Linked DNA regions of Homo sapiens: region 2 is linked to region 1. A link is an interaction called in ENCODE POLR2A ChIA-PET data of the cell type or tissue named here. Cell type or tissue: IMR-90. All regions are shown on one strand. Region 1 has its middle 34 kb from the start of MFSD2A. Region 2 overlaps MACF1 (microtubule actin crosslinking factor 1).

Evidence for each region. Peaks named below come from ENCODE experiments on the same cell type or tissue, not always from the same donor. Only the 100,000 strongest peaks of a DNase experiment are listed, where the experiment ranks them.
Region 2: POLR2A ChIA-PET joins it to region 1 with 5 read pairs; 1 of 35 experiments calls an interaction of 5 or more read pairs at or near these places.

The regions. Positions count from the first base shown.
Region 1 is chr1:39,986,271-39,991,270 of GRCh38, reverse strand. No RefSeq gene overlaps it. Among named protein-coding and RNA genes, the nearest start is that of MFSD2A, 34 kb to the right of the region's middle. In IMR-90, no CTCF peak of the experiment used is centred here; a DNase peak (open chromatin) is centred at 2,460.
Region 2 is chr1:39,429,500-39,434,499 of GRCh38, reverse strand. It overlaps MACF1 (microtubule actin crosslinking factor 1), which reads right to left. Exons shown (of 101, transcript NM_001394062.1): 65 at 4,432-4,673; 66 at 3,592-3,798; 67 at 1,846-1,965; 68 at 1,345-1,452; 69 at 1-86. Among named protein-coding and RNA genes, the nearest start is that of BMP8A, 60 kb to the left of the region's middle. In IMR-90, no CTCF peak of the experiment used is centred here; a DNase peak (open chromatin) is centred at 2,369; H3K27ac peaks cover 624 bases.

The DNA of each region.
Region 1 (5,000 bases):
GAATAAGTTTACTGAGAGTCTGAAGGAACTCCCCAAACCTCCATGATTTAGCAGGAGACAAGATAAGGGTAATCACCCCAGCACCGGGAGCCATTTAGATTAAATAAATTTACTGAGGCTCCAGAGGAAGGTCTTCAGGACTCAGATCTCAGTTACAGGAGAAGTTAATCACTCACGTCTTTAGATGAATGCACACTTACACGTAGACATATAGCTTAGAAGGTGCATAAGCTCTGGAAACTCTGTAATTTTGAGTTCGTCTGTTGATATTTTCCAGGCCTTCTCCCTGTACCCAGTTACAGAAATAAACTCCCTCCTTTCCCAATTCATCTGCATCTCGTTATTGGGCCGTGAGAATAAGCAGCCCTTCCCTTGGTTTGACCCGTGAACACCTATTCCTTATATAAATAAAGGTGGTTATGGCTGAACTGCATTCCCTCAAAATTTCTATGTTGAAATCCTAACCCCCAGTTCCCCAGTTCCTCAGATTAAGACTATATTTGGAGACAGGATGTTTAAAGAGGTAATTACGTTAAAATGAGCCCATTATGATGGGCCCTAACCCAATCTAACTGGTGTCCTTATGAGAGGAAATTTGGGCTTGGTGCAGTGACTCACACCTGTAGTCACAGCACTTTGGGAGGCCAAAGAGGGCGGATCACTTGAGGTGAGGAAGTTGAGACCAAGAGGAGAGGCCTCGGGAGCAAACCAAACCTGCTGACACCTGGATCCTAGACCTCCAGTTTCCAGAACTGTGAGGAAATAAATTTCTGTTGTTTAAACCACCCAGTCTGTGGTATTTTTGTTTGTTTTTGAGACAGAGTCTCGCTCTGTCACCCAGGCTGGAGTGCAGTGGCGTGATCTTGGGCTCACTGCAACCTCTGCCTCCCAGGTTCAAGCAATTCTCCTTGCCTCAGCCCCTCAAGTAGCTGAGATTACAGGCGCTTGCCACCACACCTGACTAATTTTTTGTATTTTTAGTAGAGATGGGGTTTCACCATGTTGGCCAGGCTGTTCTCGAACTCCTTACCTCACGTGATCCACCCCTGCTCAGCCTCCCAAAGTGCTGGGATTACAGGCGTGAGCCACCCTGCCTGGCCGAGATCCAGTCTTTTTAAAAAAAAAAAAAAAGTCACACTGGCTGGCATGTTGCAAATAGAAAGTAGAGACCAGAGTCGAAGCATAGAGACCATTTTGGAGGCTGTTGTAACCATTTGGGGAGAGATGACAATAGCTGGGACCAGGGTGGTAGTGATAATGATGGCAGTGATTATAAAAAGTGGTCAAATTGGAACGCATTTTGAAAGTAGAGCCAACTAAATTGACTGATAGATCAGATATGGGGCATGAGAAAAAGAGAGGTCTCAGGAATTAGTCTAATATTGTTGGCCTGAACAAAGTAGAAGAATTAAATTGCCACATACTAAGCTAAAATAAATCTGGGAGAAGAGAAGGATGGGGGTGTATCTGTTGGGGAATAGATTCAAGGTTTTGGTTTTGACATGTAAATTTTGAGGCTGGGTGCGGTGGCTCACGTCTGTAATCCCAGCACTTTGGGAGGCCAAGGCGGGCGGATCATGAGGTCAGGAGTTCGAGACCAGCCTGACCAACATGGTGAAATCCTGTCTCTACTAAAAATACAAAAATTAGCCAGGCGTGATGGCGCATGCCTGTAATCCCAGCTACTCGGGAGGCTGAGGCAGGAGAGTCACTTGATTGAACCTGGGAGGCAGAGGTTGCAGTGAGCCGAGATCACACCACTGTACTCCAGCCTGGGCGACAGAGCAAGACTCCATCTCAAAACATAAATAAATACACAAAATAAAAATAAATAAATAAATATTGAGATGCCAGTTAATGGTGTAAATCGAAACATCACGTATAAATGTGCATATTCAGCAGAGAGGATAAGCCTGAATAAATAGTTTTGAAGACAGTGAATGTATTAATAAATCCGCAGGACCAGAGGAGATCACCTAGACCAATGATTCTCCACTGGTATGACCTACTCATTAGAGAAAATTCTGGAAACGTGGCACAACATTGATGGGGGAGGATGTCATGATGATTAGGGTAAGGAGCTCTACAGGGGGGTTCAGTGGGTGGGGCCAGGGCTGCTAAACATCCTGCAATACACAGAACAACCCTGCACTACAGAAGTTGACTCACATCCCATAAGACTCTCAATTGTCCTGTCAGACATTCATTTGGTGAAAAAGATGTTTATTATTTATCTCATCCTAGAATCTAACTCTGTTTTCCACATGAACCAAAGTATTTTCTGTATGGTTTTCATATACACTGGGTTTCCCAGGAACACCACTTCCATGTAATTGATGAAAGAGTGTGCTTTGTTTTGTTCAGAAAATCAACAACACACTGCTTGCTGGAGCTGCCAGTCCAGTTCTCCCGGATTGGTCTGCCGGTAGCAACTTTGACAGGCCCACTGATTCTAGGAATGACCACAAGCATCTGATGTTTACACTGGGCTTCTGATAAAGTTGTGTGTAATTTTTACATGTTCAAGCATATAATATTTGTATGCATTCATTTCCTCTTATTTTTCTTTGTATTACGTTTAGGAAATTAAATTCATTTGTTTGAAATTATGTATGTAGACCGGGTGTGGTGGCTCATGTCTGTAATCCTAGCACTTTGGGAGGCTGAGGCAGGTGGATCACCTGAGGTCTGGAGTTCAAGACCAGCTAGGCCAACATGGTGAAACCTCTTCTCTACTAAAAATACAAAAATTAGCCAGGCATCATGGCGTGTGTCTGTAATCCCAGCTACTCGGGAGGCTGAGGCAGGAGAATCACTTGAACCCTGGAGGCAGAGGTTGAAATGAGCCAAGATCGCACCATTGCACTCCAGCCTGGGCAACAGAGCAAAACTCTGTTCCAAAAAAAAAAAAAAAGGAAATTATGTATGCAGATAATTGTGAGGGGGTATTCTCCATTTGCCCCTCCAGATCCACTCTGCTCTTCCATACCTTGCTTCCTGCCCCAGAAGACTGACTGTTACAGATGGCATCAGCCAGCTTTCTTGCCCAGTGGCTTCCCGCTGGGTTCAGCCAAGGCGAGATACCATTCCCTCATGTTGGCCCCTCAGGCCTAAGGGTGGCAGATACTCTCTCCAGTGCTCCACAGTTCCTTGTTGGTTCTCTTTACTTTGCCCACATCTTTGGCAATAATCCCTTCATTAAACTGGCCTCAATTGGACTTGGCTTAAGTATTCCATCTGTTTCCTGCCAGGCTCTAACAAACACAGTAGTTACATTATCTCTGAATTTCATTTCAGGACAGGAAAGGGCCAAGTTACAAAAGCTTCGTTATAAAAAGAGAGTAAGTCCAGAATGTGGAACATTCTACAGGACAATTGAGCTGGTCTCTGCAATAAGTCAATGGCATAAAAAACAAAGGGTGGGGAGGAGAACTGCTGGCGATTAAAAAGATTTTAAGGGCACAACAAAATGCGATATGTAGACCTTTTTTGGATCCAAATTTGAATAAACCCACTGTAATAAGACATACCTGAGAATTAGGGAAAGTATAACTATAGACTGTGTATTAAATAACACCAAAAAACAATTTCACATTCTATTAGGTATAATCATGGCCTTGTGGATATGCAAGAAAACGGTCCATGTCTTTTTTCTTTGAGACAGAATCACACTCTGTCACCCAGGCTGAAGTGCAGTGATGCAATCTCGGCTCACTGCAACCTCTGCCTCCCAGGTTCAAACGATTTTCCTGCCTCAGCCTCCTGAGTAACTGGGATTACAGGCACGTGCCACCACACCCAGCTAATTTTTTGTATTTTTAGTAGAGATGGGGTTTCGCCATGTTGGCCAGGCTTGTCTGGAACTCCTGACCTCAAGCAATCCACCCGCCTTGGCCTCCCAAATTGCTGGGATTACAGGTGTGAGCCACCACACCCAGCCGACAGAGCAGTTTTAATGTAATGGTGGGGGCCAAACCTCATTGTGTTTGAGTTCAATCTCTCAGATACAACCTCTATGGATACTGCCCCATTTCTCTGCTCCCTTTTACAGCACTCCGTGTGGTTAGGGTAAGTGGATTGGAATGGGCTGAAGGGAGAATGGAGTAGAAAAAGTGGAGACAGGGCCGGGCACAGTGGCTCATGCCTGTAATCCCAGAACTTTGGGAGGCCAAGGTGGGAGGATTTCTTGAGTCCAGGAGTTTGAGACCAGCCTGGGCAATATGGCAAAACCCTGTCTCTACCAGAAATACAAAAATTAGCCAGGCATGGTGGCGCACGCCTGTAGTCCCAGGTACTTGGGAGGCTGAGGCAGGAGGATCACTTGAGACTGGGAGGCAGAGGTTGCAGTAAGCCCACATCATGCAATTGCACTCCAGCCTGGGTGACAGAGCCAAACCCTGTCAAGAAAGAAAGAGAAAGAGAGAGAGAGAAAGAAGGAAAGAAAGAAAGAAATGGGGACAGGATAGAGTCAACCTTTTGGGATATTTTGCTCTTAAAGTGGATTATAGAAATGGGGTGGTATCTGGAAAAGAGTGTGCTGTCAAGGGAAGGGTGTAGATTGGTTTGGTTTTTAAGACAGGAAATATCATAGCATATATGTTCCCAAGAGTGCATCAGTAGAGAGGGAAAGATGGAAGATTTGAGAGAGATAAAATAATTGGCCTGGCACGATGGCTCACACCTGTAATCTCAGCACTTTGGGAGGCCGAGGCAGGTGGATCACGAAGTCAGGAGTTCAAGACCAGCCTGGCCAACATGGTGAAACCCTGTATCTACTAAAAATACAAAAATTAGCCAGGCGTGGTGGTGCACGCCTGTAATCTTAGCTACTTGGGAGGCTGAGGCAGGAGAATCGCTTGAACCCAGAAGGCGGAGTTTGCAGTGAGCTGAGATTGCACCACTGCACTCCAGCCTGGGCCACAAAGCAAGACTCTGTCTCGAAAAAATAAATAAATAAATAAATAAATAAATAAATAAATAAATAAATAATTGTGGAAGGA
Region 2 (5,000 bases), 560 kb after region 1:
ACCTGGGCCCGCTCTAGGCGGGCATAACGCTCTGAATTGAGTAGGCTAATGGCTTCATATTGCTGTATTAGAGACTCTGTCTTTTCCTATGTGAGCAAAAAAAAAAAAAAAAAGGATAAGTATTACTATTATAAACTCTTAAGAAAAAAAGTAGGTATATATACATTAAAAAGTCTAAAAGAATACATAACTAAATTATTTTAAAATATCAGTAAAGATTACAAGTGATTTTTATTTTCTTCTTCATACTTATCTGAAATTTTCTAATTTTCCTATCATACATATATTTTATTTCTATAATTTTTAAAAGATAAAAGTTTAAAAAGCAGTAAAATAGTATAAGAAAAACACAGCAAAATTAACCTTTCAGTAATGATACACAACCTTAGATATAGCATTATTATTATTATATATGTTTTTGAGACAGAGTCTCACTCTGTCACCTAGGCTGGAGTGCACTGGCGCGATCTCAGCTCACTGTAACCTCCGCCTCCTGGGTTCAAGGGATTCTCCTGCCTCAGCTTCCCAAGTAGCTGGGATTACAGGTTCCCACTGCCACATCCAGCTAATTTTTGTATTTTTAGTAGAGACAGGGTTTCTCCATGTTGGCCAGGCTGGTCTCGAACTCCTGACCTCAGGTAATCTGCCCACCTTGGCCTCCCAATGTGCTGGGATTACAGGCGTGAGCCACCGTGCCTGGCCAATATACCATTATAATGGATCAGTTTAAAACTGAACATCTAAGGGGCTACGATGGAATCTTTGCCTATCAAGTTTTGCCTGTCATTTTTCTTCTGATTAAAAAAAAGTCTCCAGAAACCTGCCATTTATGCTTCAAATGTTTAGGATGAGTAGCTCAGTCAGTTTATGAATATTTCTGAGGAAACTGTGCTTAAACATATCCTTTATGAAACAAAACAAAACGAAATGAAAAAACTTGTCTACAAACCATCTTGACCAATCCTTTTAAAACTAGGTACGACCTTTTAGAAGGATATAATGAAGGAATTAATATCTGCATATGGTTCTGAAAAAAATCTACCATAAATACCTTGAAAAGTAACTCAAAGCTTGCTCCCTGTGGAGTGAGGATAAGTAGCAATTCCCCTGTTATAAAGAAGATGGATTTGCAATATATTTCACATTATATAGGATGGCTGTTTTAAACATTTGTGGACACAGGGTTAAGATTCTGAATTCCCCAGAACATCAAGCTGGACTTTAATAACAATCATAAGAAAAGTCCAGGAGGGAAAAAGCCTTAAACCATCATTTCACAATTGTGCTTCTAATTCACCATGATAAAAACAGGAACAATATGGCAAATAAATAAATGTAATTCACCTGTAATACAGTTTTTTGCTCCTCCCCACATGTGCCAAAGATTTCACTACGGTGACTGAAGAGTTCATCCATTGAATCTTTGTGTCGAATAATGTCAATGGAGAAAGCCTTTGAAAAGTAAACTGTAGTTAAGAAGTAAAAAGACCCTTTTCCTGTTATTACTAAAGGTTAAGACAAAATCTATGAAAAAGCCACATCAAAAATTGTTCTTATACAGTTTGACACTTTGCCTATCCAACATCTTCTCTAGCTTATCTTTTTAGTAGCTTACAAAAATTTCTATCAAGGAAATTGCTAATTATGGATTAATGGGCCTATTTTTCCTTTCTCACAAAGCAAAAAAAAAAATTCTTCCTCATCTCAACCAAATACATAGAAAATTAATTTCTATTTACCATCATGCCACTAAATTATTCCACTTGACATGGGATAGTCAGAAACTCTCCTAGTCACTCTAAGTTACTGATGATTCTATTAGCTCAGGAAAGAGTGGGCACGTACCTTCTGTACCTGAAGCTGAGCTGTGGTCTGGTCCTGTTCCAGGCGAATTGGACCCAGAGCCATCAGTTTCCGTTTTGTTTCAGCAACCCAAGCTAGTTCTGCATCGGCAGCTTGCTCATACTAATAGACGTATTAAAGAAAAATAAACAAATTATATACAGCCAAGTCTCCACATAACTGCAATTTATTCAACAAAGCAAGGCCTGGATTTTCAGTAATACAGTTTATATCTCACAAAGTAGAGTCAAAACTGGGAAGAATTTCATAAAATCACAAATCAAGATGCAAACAAGTTAAAACTGACCACATTTCAATTTCTTTAAAGTAAGTTACAGAACTCAGTTTCTACAGCTAGAAATAACAGATATCAATCCCCTTCAAAAGAAAGATGCCTCTAATCAGTGTTTTTATGAGACTACACTCTTCCTGCCATTGCTCTTTCCTACCCAGACATGGAACAGTAGTAGGTTTAGTCAGATGTTTAAATATAAACCTAATATGGCAGTAGACGGATGAGTCAAGTTAACTCGGAAGTGCCCGCTTAGCTGAAGCAGCATAAGACCCCAAAAGAACAACACATTTTTAAATGGTTATGTAATAACGAAAACCAAGAACATGTTCTACGTGACTGTTAGTTTCATGAGGGCTCCCCAATCCTCCATCCTTCCCTGCCCCCTCAGAGACAGGGTCTGATTCTGTTGCCCAGGCTGGAGTGCAGTAGCACAATCATAGCTCACTGCAGGCTCTAACTCCTAGGCGCGAGTGATCCTTTCACCTCAGCCTCTCTAATAGCTAGGACTACACAGGCAATTGCCACCATGATCGGCTAATTTTTAAATATTTCTGTAGAGATGTGTCTTGTTATGTTGCCCAGGCTGGTCTTGAACTCTTGGCCTCAAGGGATTCTCCTGCCTTAGCCTCCCAAAGTGCTGGGACTACAGGTGTGAGCCCAGTCTCCTATGCCTGACCTCTCCAGTCTTTTATCTCTTCCTCTTCAACTTGGCCAATATACACTTACATTTAAAAATACGCTTCTCCCAAGCACAATACATTTCATATTGAAATATCTGGCCAAGATAAGGGATAACTCTAAAGACACACTGGGGATATACCTGGACTCAGAGCAAATTTCTGTGTGATTCAAAAAGCATATGTTCATCACTATGATCCTAAGGAGTTATATTAACTTATTTTTTGTACTACGGCACATTAAGAGGTGTGTATCCAGCTACACAAAAGAACAAATGATTTTTTTCCAGAAAGTAGGAAGGAAAAAAGATCAAGGGAAATATGACACCTGTGTTTACTGAGAAGGTTCTATTTTAGATAGCTCTGCTATTTTGGTTTGCATATTTGATAGTAATTCCTTCCCCCTCTTCCATCTAATGCTAAGAGAGTTAATTATGTCAAACTAAGATTGTGGTGCATTTGGACCTTTTGAATCTAGATATTATCTACTCCCATCACCATCAGCCTTCTTAGCAGGGCATTAGCTAAGAAAAGGCCTCATGTAGACTCTTCTCCAAGTACTTCTCTACTCAAAGGGGTCAAGTATTTTGGTCAAATTCTGGATCCATCCTCACAAACTTCTACCCAATCATTTCCCATCAATGAAACATATTTATTCCACCAGATTTAGCTTGAGCCCATTCTTATTTCTGAGTCTGTATTTATGTGGGTCATAGTACTGTATCTCACACATCAATACTGTCTAAAATATTAATGCAGAGGTATTATAAGCATTACCTGTTGTGATCTCTGAATAGCAGCATCAATTTCATCCACCCTTTGTCCAATAGTGTCACTGACTAGTTTGTACTGCTCGTTAGCATCGGACACAAGTTTATCCAGCCCTTCTCTGGCTCTCCAGGGCACCAGCTCTAAGAGAGCACGGCTCACCTCATTCACTGTGTCCAACACCAGCCTGTGCTCCATGACCTCCTTCTTTAATTCCTAAGGAGGGAAAAGAGTTTTCAGGCCATACCTTGCTAAATAAAGCACATCAGCAACTGTGCTGGGTGGAAATTGCTATCTCTACCACACATCCCAGCAGGACTCTGACCTCCTTCCTTCAGTTATTTTTTTCTCATCTCAGATTTTTCAATCATTCTGAAGCCTGACTTTAGACTTCATTGTTGCTTGCTTAGAACTGCCTGTAAGACTTTTTGAGCCACATTGTCTCTGGGTAAAACAACTAATACTTCTTTCATCTCCTTACTTCAACAGAAATGATAAATAATGCTTTAACCAAAGGCTCAGTATTTAACCTAACAAGTACCTATACAATATTTCTATGCATCTAGAACTATACTAGATCCTGCAGAGAAATCAAATAAAACCATGAAGCACTCTTTAGAGAATAAATAATAGAGGTTAAAATGTTACAAAGTAAACTTGATTCAACTTCTTTCTTCTTCATAACATATGTGTAACGTATATGTCTTTATGTCAAATCTTACTGTCCATGAGTAAACAAGAAAGGGGGCACATATTTTTAGTTTATATTTAAGGTAAAGGTTGATAAAACTTAAGGATTCTGACAAAGAGGAAGCCTTTTTTTCTTTTTATGGTAAAGTAACAGCTCACCTTCTGTCTCTGCTGAAACTGGGGTATCTGTTCCCCTGTGGGAGACTGTCCTCCACTGGTTGCCAGCTCCTCCTCCACCTCCCTCAGCCACCCGGTCAGTTCCTCATAAGTAGACTGGAACTTGGTGGCCAGCTGCCGGGCTTGCTCTAAAGTTCTGAGGGCCTTGGAGCTAGTAACTGTGATGTCTGCGTAACGAGTCTTTATACCATCTAGTTTTTCCTGGATAAGTAACACCTCCTCACCTATGGAAGATAGCACACAATTACTCATATTTAAGAGACCTAGGAATGAGGAGTCTCTGATCCCCTTTCTTCAAATCAGAGCTTTAATTTCATAGACGCTCTCTCTCTCTCTGTGGTAATGATTTCACCTATCCCATACTAAGGGCAAATGGGAAATAAAATAAACTTTCCACTGGATAAAAGAAGCCACTTCTGAATTATTAAAATCTGAGTTCAGCGTCAAGTGTTTCTAGATGTTTCCAGCACCTTTCAGTGCATGTTGGCATTCAAGATACTGAAGGAGAGGAGAAATCATCATCTATAACCAGATGTGAGATAACTTAGTTT